2 separate regions of the Homo sapiens genome follow, and region 2 is linked to region 1. Evidence: chromatin loops called from intact Hi-C (ENCODE). Cell type or tissue: PC-3. All regions are shown on one strand. Each heading gives the region's core, and the rest is flanking DNA. Links, peaks and the distances in the headings are about the cores only.

Region 1 (2,820 bases), core at 11-2,510:
TATATTAAAATTGTTGATACCAAATTTGAGTTATTTTCTGTGAATCTCAACCTGTTTATAAGCAGACACAAAGAAACACACATACAAAGAGTTGTAGATACTTCCAGAAAAAAAGCTATGCAAACACATCCACAAAAATTCACGGTTAAAACACAAAAGCTAGAGAGATGAAGAAGTTTAGCAATATTTGTTATCTGAGTAAAAATACGGCTTCATTATCTTCATGCTTTAGTAAATTAAGCCAACTGGTCACGGTTCATTAATAAGAGACCTCCAATTATTTCCTTTTCCATTTATTTTTAATTTGTATTCATTAATGAAACACTGTTAAAGGAAATTTTAAAAGAAAATATATTCTCATTAATCTTGTCCGAACACTAACTATACTTTAGGTATGTATCTACAAGTTCAAATGATAATAAATTCATAGCTTATTATAATTGAAAACAAGCATGTATTACAAAAAAATCCTACTGTGAATAGTAGTTTCTTTACTTGGGAATAAATTTCACATGTATTTTTAAAAAAATCATAAAAATAAGAGGGAATATAAACACCACCACTTTTAGGGTGCTAAATTGTGTATTAAAAAGCTTCACATAAGTCTTGAAGAAAAGATAATTCATATCCCTTTTCTGCCATAGATTGCACTGTGAACCTAATGGACTTCATTCACTCCTCCAGGAAAGGGAAATACTGAATCAAGAAACAAATTGTAAACATCAATACTATAGAAGGTGTTGTGTTAAACTCCAAATGCAAAAATTCTCTTTCATTTTAGCTAGAAATATCTATTTTCAAAGTTCTAGAAATGACAGAATCCCATGCAGTAAAAAGACAATTTTATTATTTAAAAAAAAAAAAAACTTAAAATGTTAACTTGGAGCCTGAAAAACCATAGTTTGAATCTCTTTACTAATTATCCTCCACCTCAATAGTATCAGTTCCATTTTATTTAATGTAATGGGAAGGGTAAGAGATAAGATGATTGGTGAGAGGTGGTTCCAGTTTGGGCAGCCAGTGGCTACTAGTTATTTGACCTTGAGTAAGTCAGTCACCACAGTGTAGTTGGAAATTAATTTTTCCTTATGTAAAATTAGAAAATAAGGTGTTTTTTTCAAACTGTATGCAAGTTTTTTTAATCAATAAATGTTAACAGCTGATATTCAAGAAAATTGGAGATATTCTATTTTCTGCTACTTCTTAAGAAATTCCTATTTTGACTTAATACACCAATGCCAGTTTAAAAATGCTAAATAAAATCTTCCACACACATGATTTTTGGCAGCTGTATGGAAGGCTGATGTTGCCATCTAGTGTTTCTGTTTGAGAGGTCTCCTGTAGGAGGTGAGATGGGAGAGCCTTGGCTACTGGGAAGACACATGCACAGTGAATGTGGGGAGAGGTAGGGCAGAGTAACCCACACAGGACTCTCCTGGATGAACACCAGCCTCCTGATGTAGCCCCATCCCTGCAGGAGGTAAAAATATTGAGTGGAATGGAGGGAAGAACTGAAGTTTCCTGTGGCCTCTTAATGTGGCAATAACAGACCCAAGAGTTTCCTATATCAGTGTCCCCCTTACCTCATTATTTCTTATATTGGAGGATGTACATTCTTTGGGGATGCTTGCCTCCCCACATTTTAATGATTTTAATTTTGTGAGTCCAGGACCAAATGAAGAAATTGATCTACTTCTGTTTTGACATAGAACCCAGAAATTAATTCTCTTTTCAAGAATACCTGAGCCCCACATTTGGGAACTTTCTGTGTTGCCTCCCCGGTGAGTTTTGTGTTTGTGTGTGTTGTGGGGGGCGGGGGGCGGGGGGGGGGCGGTGGCCGGGCCAATCTCTAGATGACACGAGTCCCTGAGGTCTTAGCTCTGTGAACAAGCTGATGTCACTTTTCCTCATGCCCCTAGATGACTCCAAATCCCCAAGGTGAGATGGCATTGAAGTTGTCCTCCTATCCACTTAGTATGAACCAATCAAATGACATTGTCTATATTCTCAAAGCTCTTAGAACTAAGTGTGCTTTCCTTTATCCCTGGGGCTGGTCTGCCATCTCCTTGACCCTAGACTACCTGTATATATGGACGTGAGATAAAACATGTTGACTTGAAATGTGGCACTATGCCACACCACTCACTTAGCTTGTCATTCCTGCCCACAGTTCATCATTTCTCTTCCAAGCTCTGCTACTTAAAGGCTTATTAACACTTAAATGGGACAGACATTATTTTTGTGCTCAATCTCCTTTCAGGGTTTTCAGTGTAATTTCCTCTGGAAGATCCAGAAACTAAAAGGGACAAGAATTAGCTGCCTTATCCATGAGAAAACTCCTGGTTGGTCTCCGGAATTGAAGTAAGGAGGGTTGACAGAATCATAGGTCTTCTACTTTCTGGGAAGAACAAGGGTGAGATTTTAATACAAGCTTTGTCGTGGCAATGAGATTTATATCTGTATCTTCAGTCGTCTGTATGCAGATATAGAGTTATCTTGTAATAGTTTTGATTAGAGTTTATATCTGTTAGAACACCAGAGTAACGGGTTTCTCAATGCCAACTCGCAATTTGGAACTCCATTTTGGAAAAGAGACATTGTATCCAACTCGGAAACAATCAAATGCACCAAATTCTAGCAAAGTGTATCTAAAGTAGATTAGGAGTGATTATGTGATTATCCATTATCCATTTGTCCATTGCTAGCTGAGCCAATCCTAGGGCCTCTTCTGAGCCTACATGCACACACAATAAACCAATCTTTTTAGTCTCTTGATAAAATGATAGCTGATTTGAACAGAGAACCGTGTAATTCTGTTTT
Region 2 (2,820 bases), core at 4-2,503, 580 kb before region 1:
TGAGATACACTTCCTATAAGATAAATTACTCAATAAAATATACCAGTATGCCTCAGGAAAAATGGAGAAACAAATAAATTGACAACTTAAGGGCCAAATAGGCATCTATTTAACGCTTAACACAAATTAACTTAGCTACAAAGTATCAATATAATTATATTTTGGGGACTTTTTGACAGCAGAAAAAATTTAAAACACAAGTATTTTGTAACTTTGATTTTTAAAAATCCTTTTTTTTCCCTCTCAACTGAGAATTCTTTATTAAGCTGTTACTTTACACAGATGATGATTAGGAAGGTACTTCTGAAAGAACTCATATTATACAAACACAGCCATGTGTCACTTAACAAAAGGGGATCTGTTCTGAGAAATGCTCGTCAGGGATTCAGTCATTGTGCAAACATCATACAGTCTAGTAACACAAACCTAGATGAGATAGCCTACTATATACCTAGGCTAGATGGTATAGCCTGTTGCTCTTAGTCTACTAACCTGTACAGCATGTTACTGTATGGAATACTGCAGGCAACTATAACACAATGGTATCTTAAACATTAAAAAGGTACAATCAAAATACAGTAAAATTTTATGAGACCCCTTTCTTACATAAGGACTGTTGTTGACCAAAACGTTGTAAAGTTACAAAGTCATGCTTTACTAGCATGTTAAACACATGACTGTAATGCCTTTTAAATAAACACTGAAAAAAAATAAAGCTAAATTCATGTGCTAAGTCACTCCTTTATGGTATTCACATTGATTTAATGCCATGAAAAATTAGTCATCTCAATCATTCATTCAATCATTAATCTACCCACCCTTTTCTCACTATGCTAACTTTCAAATATTAGTAAATGAGTACAAGCTATATGCAAAAAAACTACCTATAATCAAATAAGGGAAAAAAGTTATACTTACTCTCTTTTCATGCTTTTCATGTTCCAAAGTGCTAGATAGCCATCAGAAAAACCTACAGCAAGCTGATTTGTCCTGCTTATGTAACTAAGAGTTGAAACAGCTGTTCCTGTTGGACTTACTAACTGGAAACACAGATGGCGCCCTTGTCTCATTACACTTTCTCTAATGTGTGGTACTTCAGCTGGGATACCAGTTAGAACTTCAAGATCTAAAACCACAAATTAGACAAATGAAGTTAAAAAACTAGAAACAGCATTAAAAGCAAATATGTCATCCATTATTCAAGCTGCAAATGAAGTCAACTGAGTTAAATGAAGTTAATTGAAATTAAAAGATTAGTGATAACAAAAAAGTATGTTAAACTAGAAAATTGCCATCCTTATCTATTTAAATGCCACAATTTAAAAAACACATTCAATTATATAATATTTAAAAATTCTCTCAGTACATCTCAAATATTATCTAAGATAGAATTTTTTTAGGGTTAACAACCATAAATAAAACTGATTTATTTCTTTATTGAAATTTAGAACTACTACCTAAATACCTTCCTTGGAGCAATGGCTGATTCCGGGTCAGGGGGAAGAAAATACATAAAATGAGCCTGGTACATCTTATGCCAATAATCTAGGAAGCTATCACAGATGAAAGGGAATGTATCAGACAACATGAAGGGGCTCTCATTACCAATGACAGGACATTTTGGGCATCAAAAACAATAAAATTAATGAAACACATTAAATATGCCAAACCTGAAAAATTCACAGGGATACAAAAAAAAAAAAAAAAGAGGGGTGGGGCAAGGGGGAAGCCTACCCTCCCCACCTACAAAAGACCTTATATTGAACAATTGGAGTAACTAGGTATCACCTGCTTACTCTGAAAATTAGTACTTAAGAAACACTAAACATTTATCCTGCCTGTTCTGTAGACATTGTGTTTCAGAGTGACCAGAAAGCCCTAATTAATGAGAAAATTATTCTTTACATTGACAGAACATAAAAATCATCATTTTGCAGCCCTTAATGAAATAAGGGACTTATCCAAGAATCTTAGGCCGGGCACGGTGGCTCACGCCTGTAATCTCAGCACTTTGGAAGGCCAAGGTGGGCGGATCACAAGGTCAGGAGATTGAGACCATCCTGGCTAACACGGTGAAACCCAGTCTCTACTAAAAAAAAAAAAAAAAAAAAAATTAGCCGGGCATGGCGGCGTGCGCCTGTAGTCCCAGCTGCTGGGGAGGCTGAGGCAGGAGGAGAATGGTGTGAATCCGGGAGGCAGAGCTTGCCGTGAGCCAAGATTGAGCCACTGCACCCCAGCCTGGGTGACAGAGCAAGACTCCGTCTCAAAAGAAAAAAAAAAAAAAGAATCTTAATGAATGAAACAATTAGCTCAAAGTAAGGTTTTATAATTTTGGCATTACAGTATTCCCTCTCATTATTTACAGTTTCACTCTCCAATTTCCGTTACCTGTAGTAAACCAAAGTCCAAAAATATTAAACAGATAATTCTATATCTATATATATCTATATCTATCTATCTATCTATCTATCTATCTATTTATATATATATAAAATTCAGCCAGGTGAGGTGGCTCATGCCTGTAATCCCAGCACTTTGGGAGGCTGAGGCAGGCAGATCATGAAGTCAGGAGTTCAAGACCAGCCTGACCAATATGGTGAAACCTCGGCTCTACTAAAAAAAAAAAAAAAAAAAATTGGCCGCACATGGTGGTGTGCAACTGTAGTCCCAGCTACTTGGGAGGCTGAGGCAGAAGAATCACCTGAACCCAGGAGGCAGAGGTTGCAGTGAGCCGAGATTGCGCCACTGCACTCCAGCCTCTCAAAAAAAAAAAAAAAAAAAAAAAAAAAAATTTGCATGCTGCTCTGAGTGGTATGATGA

The links. Hi-C counts contacts between places; a loop is a spot of excess contacts. Peaks named below come from ENCODE experiments on the same cell type or tissue, not always from the same donor. Only the 100,000 strongest peaks of a DNase experiment are listed, where the experiment ranks them.
Region 2: a loop joins it to region 1, with 4 times the contacts of the local background. A loop is called at or near these places in 10 of 110 quality-filtered maps.

The regions. Positions count from the first base shown.
Region 1 is chr1:247,485,979-247,488,798 of GRCh38, forward strand. It overlaps the pseudogene OR2W5P. Among named protein-coding and RNA genes, the nearest start is that of OR2B11, 29 kb to the left of the region's middle. In PC-3, for the core only: a CTCF peak has its summit at 1,297 (motif pointing left); a DNase peak (open chromatin) is centred at 1,333; H3K27me3 peaks cover 514 bases.
Region 2 is chr1:246,906,633-246,909,452 of GRCh38, forward strand. It overlaps AHCTF1 (AT-hook containing transcription factor 1), which reads right to left. Exons shown (of 36, transcript NM_001323342.2): 5 at 919-1,126. Among named protein-coding and RNA genes, the nearest start is that of AHCTF1, 24 kb to the right of the region's middle. In PC-3, for the core only: a CTCF peak has its summit at 1,068; a DNase peak (open chromatin) is centred at 389; H3K27ac peaks cover 1,295 bases.